2 separate regions of the Mus musculus genome follow, and region 2 is linked to region 1. Evidence: chromatin loops called from intact Hi-C (ENCODE). Cell type or tissue: gastrocnemius. All regions are shown on one strand.

The links. Peaks named below come from ENCODE experiments on the same cell type or tissue, not always from the same donor. Only the 100,000 strongest peaks of a DNase experiment are listed, where the experiment ranks them.
Region 2: a loop joins it to region 1, with 7 times the contacts of the local background. A loop is called at or near these places in 36 of 42 quality-filtered maps.

The regions. Positions count from the first base shown.
Region 1 is chr5:103,813,709-103,821,708 of GRCm38, reverse strand. It overlaps Aff1 (AF4/FMR2 family, member 1), which reads right to left. Exons shown (of 20, transcript NM_133919.4): 5 at 6,641-6,727; 6 at 5,460-5,496; 7 at 2,723-2,774. Among named protein-coding and RNA genes, the nearest start is that of Aff1, 64 kb to the right of the region's middle. In gastrocnemius, a CTCF peak has its summit at 3,771; DNase peaks (open chromatin) are centred at 3,783 and 6,987; H3K4me3 peaks cover 185 bases; H3K27ac peaks cover 5,236 bases.
Region 2 is chr5:103,676,238-103,684,237 of GRCm38, reverse strand. No RefSeq gene overlaps it. Among named protein-coding and RNA genes, the nearest start is that of Gm25721, 22 kb to the right of the region's middle. In gastrocnemius, a CTCF peak has its summit at 3,700 (motif pointing left); a DNase peak (open chromatin) is centred at 3,700; H3K27ac peaks cover 880 bases.

The sequences.
Region 1 (8,000 bases):
CTGGCATGTGAGTACGCTGTGCTGATTGGAACGGTAGCACGGTAAACGACTCCTGGCTCTCCCTCTGTACCAAGGTACTTACACACTAGCAATAGACAACATGAACACGCATGTTATTTAACCCCCCCTTAAAAAAATTAGACTACCCCTGGCTACCATTAACTCACTCAACCCCAGGTAACCCTGAAGTCCCTGTCTCTTATTCCTTCACTCAAAGCAGGGGTTGAAGCAATGACTAAATAAATGAAGTATGCACCCTTCCACCCGCTCATCCCTGAGATGTACACTAAAGCTCTACAGCGTCAAAGGCCTGAGTCCTGCAGCCCTCCTGAGGGGCTGCCAAGTGCCCTGCGCTCCCGGCAAGGAACTGCACGGGACACGATAACCTTAGGAAACATTCTGTGTTGTCCGGCAACTGCAGATCCACATCTTGGGAAGGAAGTGGACCAACAGCCAAGTGTCACTAAACAAACATACCCTCCCCTGAACTTGGAGGCAAACAGTACTGATACCATAGCTAATCAGTTACCAGCAGACAGGGTTCGCTGGAAAATAATGAGAGCAGAAGACATGCACTCACATATATTCGGCTACCACTGTGCTTGCTCCTGCACCCAAGACTAGACAGAAGCAAGAGGTACTACAGACCCAGAGGTAGGGAGTAGGGCCTCACTCTAGAATTAGTTACTTCTAGAGATAGCAAGACGTAGGTTGCCCTTCCCTTTCAAACCAAAGCATAAATAACCCTGTAATGAACAATTCTGGTGTTCCAGGAATGTTAGACAACCACCCTGCCACTCAAAGAGCTCAGCTACATTAGTGAGACTCAAGGTTGTCACCGATCAAATTAGCCACCAGCACTAAGAAACCTACCATACCAACTGTGATGAGACCATACCAACTGTTGAGAACTGCCCCATAGCACTACTGAATCACGCATTATCATCCATCCACCCAGCCTCTGCAGCACTTCTGGTACATTCTTTCTACACCCACCTGACTGCCTCAGTCCTGATTTTACCTTGCCCTGACAACCATTACAGGTACTCGTTTCAAAAATGAATGAGTAGTCTTTATTTAGAGGACCCCATCAGGAGGTGTAAGTACATTTGCAATAGAGCTTCTGTGATTTCCATGGTTGCTATGGTGTTGCTAGGACACCAGGGCTGCGTGTGATGGACAGACAGAGAAGTGACTTCTGCCCACTCCCTCTCAGGCCGCTCTGGGGTGCAGGAGCCGGCCAACCCTTCATCCTTCACTCTCAAGCAGACACAGCCACTTCCTGCCCTAGATGCCACTACTCTGCTGATCCAAGTGAGCCCTCCTGGATGCCACAATGCAATGGCCCAGACCTTTTTCCATGACCAAGGCTTGATCCTCAATCTCCAACCATCACAGACAAGTGCAGACAGAGTCTGGTAGCCTGGGGCAGTATCACAGACTCCCATGAGATTGGTCCTTGGCCCTAGTAGCTCTTCCATAGTCTAAGCTAGTGACTCAAAACTGCCAGAAAGCATGACAACACAAAACAGAAATGGGGAAAACAAAGTAACATAAGTTTGGTGAGTTTTGTCTTTTTCAAATAGAGGACATCAACAAGGAAAACCCCTCATCCACCAAGAGCACATTAAAATACATTCTGATCAAGCAAAAATAAAACATATTTTAAAACCAACAAGACAAAAACAAGCAACTCACAATCCTCCAGAAGATGAAAATTCATCTATCAAAACTCTTAGGCTACTGTTCATCTTTCTGTGTTGAAATGAGAATCACTCCGACAGTGACATGTAATAATCTCTCCAACTCATCTGACACTTTCTGGCAATGCCCTTCCCCCAAAACAAGGAACAAAAACTGAGCTTTAAAAAAAAAAAAAAAATTAGAAGAAACAGGCTAGGGAGATGGCTCAGCATATAAAAATCACTGGTGGCTTTTCCAGAGGACCAAGAGTTCAACAGTTCTTTTCCAGAGTTCAAGTCCCAGCACCTACATGGTGGTTCACAACCACCTATAATTCCAGTTCCAAGGGATCTAACGCCCTCCTCTGGCCTCCTGGGGCAGGATTCTGAACTCTGAGAGCATCTGCAACATCCATCTAACCAGTCAGTGTGCTGGTGACATCACAGACACGGAGGGGAAAGCCTGAAGAGCTAGCCTCCCTCTGTCCCTAGCAATTACTTATGGGGCAAGCAGTAAGGAAATAGTAATTGGTTACTTTAAAGAAACAAACTGGGTCAAAATGCTGAGTGAAACACCTATAACGTGAAGACTAAGTGTTCCAAAATCCCTGAATACATTTAGAGGTGCCTGACCTGGATAAGAACAGCAGGTAACAGAACAGGATACTGACAATAAATAGGCTGGAAAACGGCAGAAAATCTCATCCCATAGTCCCCCCCAAATTTAATTTCCAGAGCTAGGGTAACTTAAGTTTGAAATTTTAAAAGCCAAAGCCTTTGGAGTTCCATGGTCAATGCATAAATAATAGCTCAAGACCTTTCTTTCCAGAAAACCCCTTCAGCACATTCTACGACAGTGCATAAACCTTCAACTGGCCATTACTGGGGGTCATTTCTGCCCTCTACAGTGAAGCCCTTTTATGAACTCATTAGCTGAGAGCGAGGGGGGGTCAGTCTACATAATGGGCTTACAGGGGAAATTTGAACGCTATATTATCAAATTTTAATACACAAAGGTTGCTTTTCCCTTTTTTACTTACGAGGTTCCTTGCTGGGGATTGGGGTGGGTTTTTGAAGGCGTGTCATATTGTTCTGTGGGGAGGAAGATGCAGTCAGAACAGCATGGAAACAGTTTTATACAACCAACCACTCGCTGAGTTCCCTCTTGTCAGCTTTTCCCCGTTACCCAGGTGCAGTACCAATCTGCACTTGATGCAGCCGCTTGGGGCAGCATTTATGGTCTCATGAAAGAGAATGCTTCTTTGGAAACGAAACGGCAGCAACGGACTTTTAGCCAGAGCACAGAGCTTGAGGTGGCACCCATCCTGCTCATAACTGCGGGGGACAGTTTCTGTTCTTGATGACAATTGATTAGGCCCCTAAGGGTGCTCCATGACAATTCTGTTCTCAAATCATACCTGGCTTGACTCTCAGGTTCATCCTTGTTTGTTTTGTATAGCCTCTCTCCCACATCTGTCCCTCCTGGAGTCAATCTCCCATAGTATAATTCATTCACTCAGCTGCTATTTATAGACAGCCTGGTAGAGACCAATATGTATACAGACATCTGTCCCATTCTGCAAAGGTACCCGAGGGACACGAAACAGGCCCACAAACATCCACTACCTAGGGCAGTCTGAGGTAAGTACATGGGGCAATTATGTAAATTTACTGTCCTCAGATTCCATAGTCTACCAGTAATGACCAAAGGCCAATTGTGGAAAGCTTACAATGGCTAAATCAGAGAGAACGTGTGGGATTCTGCCAGCAGTGTGGATGCAGGAAGACCTTCAGGAAGAAGAAGAGCCCATGTGGAGAGATGGAGAAGTTAAGCCCCGGGTGTGTCCCAGGTGAGGTTGGGTGTGCAGTGGCCAGGAGGAAGAGGGGTGAGAGCCAGGTTCACAGAACTGGATCCAGGACAGAAAGTTCAGGGACATGGCACAGGGGTGCCACAGAGAGATTCATCCCCAAGGACTGTCCTGATGTACCCAAAAGGCCGTTGATGTGTCCACACAGGGACTCAGGGTCAGGGGACCAATGCTGGGTGAGCAACTCTTAAACCCTCCTGCACTTGCAGTTACCCACTCTCTCCTCATGGTGGCAGCAGCTCTCACATTTTCAAATTGCTGTCCTGTGGCCTAGACATCTAGAGCTACAGGAGCCAGGAACTCACAAGGACTCTGATGGGAAGGTATCCTGGCCAATGCAAACTGGAAATCTTTAGGCAGCCATGTTGTGTAAGCACAGACATAAGAAGCAAGACACTCAGATATTCCGAAACATATGTTTTGGTACAATAGGCTCAGTGGGGTTTTTTGTTGTTGTTTTTGGCTTTTTTTGTTTGTTTTTTGTTTTTTAAAAAGAATTCACTGGGCAGTGGTAGCACACAGCTTTAATCCAAGCAATCAGGAGACAGAAGGAGGTGGCTCTGTGAGTTCAAGGTCAGCCTGGCATACAAAACAAGTTCCAGGCCAGGCAGAGCTACACAGAGCAACACTGTCTCAAAAACAAAACAAAACAAAAAAACAGAAAAACAACGAAACAAAACAACAGGAACAAAAAAACAAACCAAATATAAACTGACTTGCTATCATACTAAGACAGGAATGCTGTCTTAGTTAGTGTCCTTATGGCTGTGATTAAAACAACAAGATCAAAGGCAGCTTAGAGTGAAAAGGGTCACATCACTCAAGGAAGTCAAGGCAGGAGCTCAAGGCAGGAACTGGAGCAGAGCAGAGACCATAGAAGAGCACACCTTACTGACCGTGCTCCTCACAGCTTGCTCCACGTGCCTTCTTATGGCACCAGGACCACCAGCCCACAGGTGGCATGCTGGCAGTGAGCTGGGTCCTCCCACATCAATTAGCAGTCAAAAAAATGACTACAGTCCGTCCCCCACCCCCACCCCTACCCACCCCCCAGGTCCAGTTTGGCAGGGCAATTTTTTCAATGGAAGCTCCCTCTTCTAAAGTGGCTCTCGCCTGTGTTGAGTTGAGATGAAACTGGCCTGCAGGCTACACTCTGCAATGGAGGTTGTGCTCATCTGATAGCCACAGAGGCCACATTATTATTCACAGGAGCATTCCATTAACCAGAGAACTGTCAGCCCAGTCTCCCAGCATCAGACAGCTGAGTGAGTCAGGTTTCATGCTATAGGAAACCACTGATGGGCTAAATACTTTATCCTTAAATACAGTTCCAAGAGTTGTAGTCAACCTAACCATGTGTCAGCTAGGTGTGGTGGCACACTAATTTAACCCAACAGAGGCGGTGGATCTGAGTTAGAGGCCAGCCCGGTCTACAAAGTGAGTTCTAGGACAGCCAGAGAAACCCTGTCTTGAAAAACAAGACATAAGGGATGGAGAGACTCAGTAGTCAGGAACACTGAGTGATCTTACAAAGGTTCTGAGTTTAATTCCCAGCAACCACAATGGTGTCTCACAACCATCAGTACTGGAATCCGATGCCCTCATCTGGTATGTCTGAAGACAGCAACAGTGTACTCATATACATAAAACAAATAAATAAATCTTTTAAAAAAAATGTACCATGATGTAAAGAAAAAGAAAAGTAAATGTGCCATGTAATATTAACTTGTATTTGTTTAGAATTTAATGAAAACAGCTTACTTCATACAGTACCTACAGAGTGGCTCTGAGTTTTGTTTTGAGTGTATCATTGCCAAATCGGTTAACAATTATTAAAAACAAAAACAAACCACAACAAAGGAGCACGGATTTGCTCTGTAAGCAACACAAACGGCAGACGGTCACTCACTTTGGCTCTGGGTTGCAGGACTGACGTGCAGAGGGTCCTAAGAAGAAACGTTCACCATTAGAGCTGTGTGGCTTACAGCAACACCATGTAGGCTTTATAGCAAACGATATTTTCCTAAAACTCAAATTTGGAGAAAACAATGTAGCGATGGCGAAGGGAACAGTCTACTCATCGCCTGCTACATGAAGCAAACCGCCCGCCTTCTATAGGCCTCTGCAAGGCCCAAACAGCCCAATTCTCCAGTAAATCATCAATCACACCGAACAGACAAGATGGACACTGACCAATCTGATCTCTGCATGTTCTTAATGGATCTTCTTGGTTTAAAAGCATTGTTATAAACAGGGTGGAATAAACGAGGTAAGTTTGGGGTTTGTAGGTAGAGCTCCTCAAAACAGTACCATGGAAAAGGTTCCTAGAGATATGAATATGAATATGGCATCGAGCCAGACAGACCCCTGCGCTCAGGATACATCCATGCTAAAGGTTATTTAAAAGTATACACTGGGAATGGAGAGATGGCTCAGTGTTAAGAGGGATCATGGCTCTTCCACAGAGCAGAGTTCGATTCCCAGCACCACCGTGACAGCTCACAACCATCTAATACACCAGTACCAAGAGAGCCATCAACCTCTTCTGGCCTCTGTGGCCACAGCACACACGTGCTGCACACACAAAGTCATGCATGCAGGTGGCACACCCATGCCCACTAAAACAAAACAGAAAAATACTTTTAAAGTATAAGCCAAAAAGAAAAGGATGGCTGTTTCAATACATCACTGAAAACGTGCCAGTAGTCTGTTTGGTTGTTATGGAAACCAACATTAGCGTTAGCTGTTCACTTCAAAAAACTTTTAGGAAGTATAAGATAAACAAGGTTTGTTATCTAGAGAATAAGCCCTCAAATGAGAAACTGCACGAAGAAGTTTTGAAGATATAAAGCCCTATACAATTCTAAGACATTCTTGCTAACATGAGAAGGAGAATAAATTATCTAAAAGCCTTAGGAAGTACCATAAAAGCTAAACCGTGACCTTTAGCCCAGTCTCCAAAGATTCCAGAGAGCAAGGACCAGAGCACCACCCTGTATTCTTCTCACTGTGGTGGATACAGTATCTGCAGCACACCCCTACACTTCCCTCTGCTGCAGATATTGTGCCCGTCATGATTTATGGAATTACCTTTGTGGGGAAAGGAAATCTGGACGGCTCGGCTGTACTGGGTGTGTGTATGGCTGTCAGAGGCGGTGGCCACGAGTGGGTCATTTCCTAGAAAGAGATTTGGAAAAGGAAGGGAAGGCAGACGTAAGTGGAACATCCGAATTAGTTTTCAGCTAACAAAGTGGGCAACACTTGTACCAGGCTACATACACTGGAAGCTGAACAAAAAAACTGACAAAAAGCAGCTTAAGAACATTAGATTAGAAACTGAGCGGCCCAGCAAGAACACCACAGTGCGCAAGCGCTCCAGCAGGTGCCGGCAGGCTGGTGCAGCTCTGGGCCCTGGAGCAGCAGGCAGCTCTGGGAAGGCTGAGCCAAGAAAGGCCACCATCTCGGCACATTCTGCCTTGCAGCTTCTCCACTGCACTTCCGGGAATTATTGAAGTTCAAAGGAAGAACTTTCCTGTTTGACTTAAACAAACAAGTCATTGAGGCCACTTGCTCCGTGCGGGAGGGTTCTAATAGATTTGACCCTTCCCTGGCGGCACCGTCAGCAGGCTTAAGAAGCAAAACTTTAATCACTCCCTAATATCTGAGTTAAAGGCAAGGTTTCTAGCACTTACGAATTAATATGCTCTTCAGCACAATCGTGGCGTTTATGCTGCTTTGCTTAAGCACTAAAGGGAAATTAGGTATTGTTGATTAAGTGTGTTATCAGGAACACGCACATCCGCGCATGCACACGTGCACACAAACACTATGAGATAAGCATGGTGTGTAGAACTCTCCTGCTTCAGCCTCCTGAGTGTTTGCTGAGTTAGAGCAAGCAGCACCAACCTTAGCAGCTGCACCATGTTTAACTGAAATGGAGACTTCCAGGCACTCTGATCGTGTGCCAGTGAACTCCTGCTCTTTTGCTTAGTCGGAATGTTTCCTGATAACTTATTACAACTGTGGAATTTGTGACTTTTAACTACCAATTATTCCTAACACTACCCAAGACCTAAGGCTACGTCCTGAGAAAGCCCACAGCTGGGAAGTATAGCAACACTTTCAGACTCTAGGCGGTACTGTGGTAGTCAAAAGAACCTTCTCACTTCCCTAACACCTTAGACATTAGGGGAATTGGGGCCATTACAAAGAAAAGAACGGTTGACTCCAAGCCATCCTACCGGCAAAGATGGACTGTATGGTACCTCTTTAGCCCAACACTGCTAGGCCTTACAGCTGTAGTCTTCTCTCACTCCTTGCTCATCACACACACACACACACACACACGCACACACACACACAAGAACCACCATGGTACTAGCCATTCCTCTAGAAACACGATCAACCTGTGGCCTTCTCCCCCACACTATTCCTCGGTTCTCTACTTTGT
Region 2 (8,000 bases), 140 kb after region 1:
TCGAATCTGTCTTCCACAGTGATGCTCCATGGTTTCTTTTAAACTGTGTGGTTTAACTTTTTATTTTAATAAAATCCAGACATGCACAGCATGTCCAGTGCTGTGGTTAAACTAAGACAACTCTTTTGTTTGTCTGGCTGGTTTGGTTTGGTTTTGGTTGTTTGAGATAGGCTCTCTCTAGGTAGCCCTGGAATTTGCTATGTGGACTTCACAGAGATCCACCTGCCTTTGCCTCCTGAGGGCTGGGATCAGAGGTGTGTGCCACCATTCCCCTATTTGGGGCGGGAGGGGGTAAGACTGTTTCTTAAGTAGTTCTTTTTGTCTTTGCTTTAAGAAAAAGAAATATTTATGACTAAAATTTAAATATCCAGTTATAAGTTAAGATAAACAGTACATTTTTATGGAAAACCATTTTCCCCCAACTCTAAGTAAAGTTGATGAAGTGGCTGAATTCCTTTATGTTTGTGCGTATCTTCAGTGCCTGCCTTAATGGAAGACTAAGGGATGCTGGTATCTAGCTTGTCACTCTGTTTGGTCGGGTGTTCAGCAAAAATCTCTGACCCCACATAGGTAAAACATCAGCTTCCTTTCTGTGACGCATTCTGCTCTGCTGGAAAAGCTCGTCCCATCCTCATCTTGATGTCTTGTACTGTTTCTAGTCCCTTAAGCCAGAACACTTTGGCCCTTCACACTAATATTCTATATTCTCAGTCCTTCCTTTTGAAGTAGAATCAGTTAGGTTGTGGGCTTAGTTCAGTGACAGAAGGCTTATCTGATGAATCCATAGCTCTGGATTTGGTCTCTAGCTAGTGTGGCTAGTGTGTTCATGTGCACACGTGTGCATGCATGCACACATACACGTAATATTGTATTTGTCCTTCAGAGCATATTTATTTATTTACTTGTTCATTTAGTCATTCCATAATCCTGGACTATCCTTGGCAAGGCACCTTGTAGGTCTTTGTGCTAGAAAGACAAGTAGGAAAAAAAATCTTACTCTGGAATAGGGGTTTTCAAACATTTTTCTCTAAAGCAAAATGTTTTAAGACTGGGTATGGTGCTACGTGTCTTTAATTGCAGCATTCAAGAAAGGGGGGGGGCAGGTTTATTTTATTTGATATTGAGTAGCTTTTACAGTCCTGACACTCACTATACAGATCAGGCTGGCCCCAAACTCAGAGCTCACACCTGCCTCTGCTTCTTGAATTTTCAGATTAAAGGTGTGCATCACCCAAGTCATGTTTGTTTGTTTGTTTGTTTGTTTGTAATGTATCCTAGGCTGGCTTTGAACCCTTTTTGTAGCTGAAGAGAATGGCCTTGAGTTCCTTCTGATCTCCTGTGCTCTTAGATAGCAGGCATGCACTGCTTTGTCTGGTTTTATGGGGTACCGGGGATCAAACCCAGGCCTTTGCATATGTTAGGCAAGCTACATATCAACTGAGCTATATATCCCAGGCCCATCGAGCTTTCTGTGAACAGCCAGTTAGTAAAAATGTAAGTTTCATTGGTCACCCGTGTTCTCTCACAAGCACTGAATTTAGCCATTAATAACACCAGAGTGCTGACATCCTTGAAAGGACCACTCCTCTGAGATAATGTTGTTTGCAAAAGCAGGTGCTAGGTTGTCGTTTGCTGACACCTGCTCTAAACATCAACAACTAACCAAATGGGGAAACCTGTAGTGAATGCTAATGAATAAGATACAGCAAGAAAATATGGAGAATAGAGAAGAATAGAGAAGCAAGGGGAAGAGTTTATGGAAGATGAGTCGGGAAAAGAAGTTAGAAGGAATCGAGGCTGTGCCCTGTGCTCAGGAGTCTGTGTTCTAAGACAGAGCCGGAAGAAGGCATATTGGTAAATAATAGAGTCGAGTTTCAGGTTGAAAGGGAGGAGATAAGAAAAGTCCACACTAGTCACATTATGGAGGAATTTAAGAGTATCAACAATGAAGAAGACATTCTGAGACCTTCTAGAAACAGGACACGTGATATTTGATTTCTTACAGGCACACCGGCTGCAGGGCAGTAACATTTATTAAATGCTACAAGACAAAACAGAAAAGTGTTGAGCCTAGAATTTTCAAAATAAACCATCTGAAGTGAGCCACCTCAAGTCTGATCGGGGCACGATGGCTCACCTCCAGAAACACAAAGGCAGGATTGTGTGGGAGAGGTCAACCTGGGCTACAGAGTAAGATCAAGTCTCAAAGGCAGAAGAAAGGAGCCGGATGTGGTGGCACAAGCTGTTAATCCCAGAACTTGGAGGGGGAGCATAAACTGGACAAGTTCAAGGTTGTCCTCAGTTACACAATGACTTGGAGGCTGGGCTCTGTGAAACTCTGTCTCCAGAAAACAACAACAACACACACATACACACACACACACACACACACTCACCCATGTGGGGGGCCACAATAAAACTGACAAATTCAAGGAAGAGTTATTACACAAGGACTAACTTTAAAAATAAATTTTTTTTATGCTGAGTGTGGTATGGCACATCTTTGATCCAAGCACCCCGAATAAGAGGCTGAGGCAGATGAGCTCTGAGCTCGAGGCCAGCCTGATCTACAGGATGAGTACCAGGACAGACGGGGCTATGCAGAGCGACCCTGTCTTGAAACAAAAACAATACTGAACAACTGACTACTTTTAGGCTAGCCTGGCATACATAGTGAGTTCCAGGACAGAGCTGCATGGTGAAACCCTATCTAAAACAACTGTGTGTGTGTGTGTGTGTGTGTGTGTGTGTGTGTGTGTGTGTGCATGTGTGCGTGTGTGTATAGGCTAGAGGATCAAACTCAGGCTTGGCAGCAAATGCCTTAACCTACTGAGACATATCCTTGGCCCCTTGGCTCTGTAGTTTTTTGGGAGGTTGGGGATGGGAGCAGGGCAGGGTTCCTATAGCCCAGCTAGCCTTGAACTCCTGATCCTCCTGCCTGCACCCAGAAAGTGCTATGGGGGAAGACACACCCCACCACAGCTGGCTACTGATTGCTGTTTCAGCCCTGTTTCTACAAGATATTCTGTTCCCCAGAGTCTGAGACGTAAAACTAACTCCCAGCAGCCTGAACATGAAATGCTAATGGACATAAAAGAAAATAACGATTAATACCTATGAATCAATGCACACACAACGAATACAAATGCGAAACTACCCTTGTCTTTGCTGCTGGTCCTGAGGCCAGAGCTAAGGTGCTGATGTCTCCTCTTTCCACTGCTTACTTCATATATATATATATAAAGTTTATTTTAGGAAGTACTGAAATGAAGGAAAACAAAAAGTCCAGATGTAGTTAATGTAGTCTTAAAAAAGGAAAAGGCCCCTAGGTCTAAAGCAGAGAGGAATGAAAATAAAATTAGATCAGTTACAACTCAGAATTGAAACCTAAAAAATTGTGAAATATTAATACGGTGGACACTTCAGGAGGAAGGATCGAAATGGACGCAGACCGAGCTAATTTGCTTACTATCATTATTTACTTATTTTTGTAGTGCTGGGAATTGACCTTGCGTATATTAGGCAACCCGTCTTCCACTAAAATATTTCTAAAATTTAAGAAATAATACGGATTGTCAGTTCTGGGCTAGCCTGGGGCACTTAATAAGATGCAGTGCTCCTCACCACAGGAACAGTTACTAGAACCAGCATGACAGGGAGGAACCAGTGCCCCTCAGCGTCTCTCTAGTGCCCTCTATTGGTAAGGCTCAACATTGCATGACCTGGCAAAGAAATTTTCTCTGACCAGGAAAAGGAAATGGAGCTGAAAGGCTCAAAACACACATGCATGCATCTCTACACATAATAAAAAATTAAACAAACTTTTTTCATTCCTTGTTTATTTTTGAGATGGGGTCTTTCTATATAGCCTGACTGTCCTGGATCTCACTATGTAGAACAGGCTAACCGTGGTCTCAGAAATCCACTGGCCTCTGCCTCCTGAGTCCAGGAATTAAAGACATACACCATTATTCCTTGAAAAATAAATGGTTTTTAAAAATTCAGTTCTGGGAGGCTGGAGAGATGGCTCAGTGGTTAAGAGCATTGACTGTTCTTCCAGAGGTCTTGAGTTCAATTCCCAGCAACCACATGGTGGCTCATAATCATCGGTAATGAGATCTGATGCACTTTTCTGAAGAAGGCTACAGTGTACTTAAGTATAATAAAATAAATATTTGGGCCGGAGTGAGCAGCAGGGACTGAGTGAGTGGAGTTGACTGGAGTGAGCAGAGGCCCTAAAAAATTCAACCCCCAGCAACCACATGAAGGCTCACAGCTGTCTGCACAAGTACAGTGTACTCACATACATTAAATAAATAAATAAATCTTTTTTTAAAAATTCACATACCTAGGATCTAAGAATTTGGTTCCGTGGCAGTCCACTTGGGCTAGTGTGCACAGAGCCCTGGCTTCAATCCCCAACAATCCCCTCCCCCACAATCCATTCACAAGAAGGCTCGTGTTGTTATATGATTCCACAAATACAATGGAACCAGACGGTCAAACTCATCTAAACACAAAGGTGACTGACTGGTGCTGCCACAGCCCAGGTCGGGAGGAAAAATGGAAGGTGGTTGCTTAACACACAGAGAACTTCAGTTGGGATGACAGAGAAATTGGTGGAGTCGAGAAGTTGCACAGTGATTGTTACACAAAATACGAATATATTTCACGATAAGTAAAAGCGGTAATAACTGTGGGGAGGGTTGTCCTTCCACGGTAGAGCATGTCCCAATCTCTGTGCTCCAACACCCAGTACCAAACAGCTCCACGAAGGCCGAAGTGATCAACTTCATTCAAAATAAGAAATGACTCAAGCACTGGCTACCTTAAACTTGATCAATTGATTTTGTGTGTCCGGCGGCTGAGGTAAAATACCATGACCAGGAGCAGGAAGGTCTTACTTGGCTTACAGTTCCAGAGGGATGAGAGTCAGGACGGGCAACTGTGGCAGTGAGCAGTGGACACACCGGAACAGAAATGAGGGCTCACATCTCCAACAGCAGGTAGGAAGCAGAGTCAACTGGAAGGAGGGTGAATCTTTCAACTCTCGGAGCCCGCCCCCAGTGACACACTTCCTTCAGCAAGACCACACCTCCTAGGCATCCCCAAACAGCCACTGGGAACCAAATATCAAGTGTCTGGACTGTGGGGGACATCTCTTTCAAACCACCATACATGGAGATTAGAGGACAATTTATAGGAGTCAATTATGTGGGTCCTAGGGACCAAACTCAGGCTCGGCAGCAAGTGTTTTGTTTGTGTGTGTGTGTGTGTGTGTGTGTTTTGTTTTTGTTTTGTTTTGTTTTGTTTTGTTTTGTTTTGTTTTGTTTTGCTTTGTTTTCGAGACAGGGTTTCTCTGTGTAGCCCTGGCTGTCCTGGAACTCACTTTGTAGATCAGCCTGGCCTCGAACTCAGAAATACGCCTGCCTCTGCCTCCCAAGTGCTGGGATTAAAGGTGTGCACCACCATGCCCAGCTGGCAGCAAGTGTCTTAACCTACTGAGCCATACCCTTGGCCCCTTGGTCCTGTGGGGTTTTGGGGGTGGGTTTATGGGCAGGACAGGGTTTCTATAGCCCAGCTAGCCTTGAACTCCTGATCCTCCTGCCTGCACCCAGAAAGTGCTATGAGGGAAGACACACCCCACCACAGATGGCTAAAGACTGACTGCTTTTCATTTCAGTCCTGTTTCTACTAGATATTCTGTTTCCCAGAGTCTGAGACGTAAAACTAACTCCCAGCAGCCTGAACATAAAATGCTAATGGACATAAAAGAAAATAACAATGGATCCTTATGAATCAGCGCACATGTAATGAATACGAATGTGAAACTACCCTTGTCTTTGCTGCTGGTCCTGAGGCCAGAGCTAAGGAGCTGATGTGTTCTCTTTCTACTGCCTACTTCCTATTTCCTTCGTTCCTATTTCAGCTGGTCTGCTGGCCTATGAAGTGTCCTAACCTCTCAGACAATGGGTTTTCCATTCCTTTGTGATGTGTTTGCTACACTTTTCTATTAGTATGTCCTACCGGGCATTGATGTAACACACACTCCTGCTCTGACGGTACAGTAGCCCCTCAGTGTGGTTGGGATTCTTGATGGTTGTGAGCAGTCACTCTCTCCGTACAGAGACCTTCTGTCCGGGTCACCAGGCTGCGGAGGAGCTTAAGACAGGCAAGCAGTAGTATCATATTCCACACTCATGGCCACATGGCTGGATCAGCAAACCTCAGAGCTACCAAGACAAGAAGAGACTTTTTCTGAGTAGACTGCTCATGAATAACTGTCTCTCCTGATCACGCATCTTGACTTCCAGACCTGGATACACTCACTGTGGAGGAAATGGTTGAAAAATAGTCTCTGACTTAACGCAAACGCCAAAGCTTGTAGGAACCCTGTCCTTAAAGGTGTCTTATCACTGCTGTGGTCTCCCTTCAAATTCCTAGTTTGAAAATCCCACCCCCAAACTAAACAGTATTTGGAGGCAAGGTCTTTGAGAATTGGTTAGGTTGTATCATGAGAGCCCGCACAAATGAGGTGAGATTCCGTTAATGTAAGAGAGTGTAGAGATAGCCTTCCCTCCTGCAGCAGTCAAGGACAGAGTGGAGAGAAGAGTTGGTTTGAGGCTGGTGTCTGCAGATGGCAAATAACGCTCTCAGCAACTGTGTTAGCCAGGTCAGCCTTGGTCTGCATCGTAGAGCGCATGCCCAGAATCCACCTTTCCCATCATGGACACATTGTGTATGAGCCCAGGGAGTAAGAAGAACAAGATTGTTTGGCTTCTACGGAGTATGTTATATTGTTCTGTAAGATCATGCTTACAGTGAGTCTCCTTTGGTTAACACTCACAAAGACATAAATATCTCTCCGATGCTGTCTTTGCTAAGAAAGGCCCGTGACACTCCTTACTCCCATACTTCTTTGGCGCCACAACTTCAGGTTTTTCTCTCTTTTGACCATCTGGCTGGCTGGATTGTTTCCATCTATACACAAGCCGATGGAAGGATACACGCCTTCTCATTGCAAACAAAAGAGATGTATTATGCTCCTAGGGCTGCAAAGACTAATTACAGTGTCATAAACACACACACACACACACACACACACACACACACACACACACACATACACACAGCATCAGAAGTGCCTTGCTTCTCAGCTCTCGAGGTGTAACATCTGAAGTAAGGTTAGTATGACTATGCTCCTTCTGCAGGCTCTTAGAGAGGCCTCTTCTTTACTTATGTGTAGTGTCTGTTGCCTTCTAGCAACCCTTGGCGAATGCTGGCTCAAGACATATCCCTCAAGTATTTGTCTCCATCATTAACACATGGAATTTTCCGTATGTGTCTGTGTCCAGATTTCCCTCTATTATAAGGGCATCTGTCACTGCATTTACGTGTCACTGAATTTAGGAACTATCCTGTCTGGTATGACCCCATTTTAACTCAAGGGCATCTGTAGCAATATCATTCTCAAATGAGGTCACAGTCACAGATAGACATGCCTTGGGGGTTGGGGGAAAATGACTTAGCGTGTGTAGAAGGCTATCCCACTGGGCAGGTTTTCCTTCAGCAATGTCAAGGTTATTACTGGGTGGGGCTTTGTTTAAGCACCTTACAAAGCTGTTGAAGTTTAACTAGAAATAGAAGTAGTTTCACATTATAAAATCTGCTATATACTTTTTATTACGTTTCTTATTTATCATGCATTTGTGTATGTGCCGGTGTGTATCAGAGTACGCAGGTAGAGGTCAGAGGACAACCTGCAAGACTGGATTCTCTCCTTCTATCACGTGTGTGGGACCTGGAAACTGACCTTGGAAACTTGCATCTCTACAAGTTGAGACAGCTTGCTGAGCCCTGGGGTGTGTGTGTGTGTTTGTTTAGGTTTTATTTGTTTGTTTTGTTTTGTTTTTCTTTTGAGGCAGTGTCTCTCTATGTAGGTCCCAGGGTCCTGGAACTTCCAGAGATCTGCAATCTTCTTTTGTAAACCAGTCTGTTCT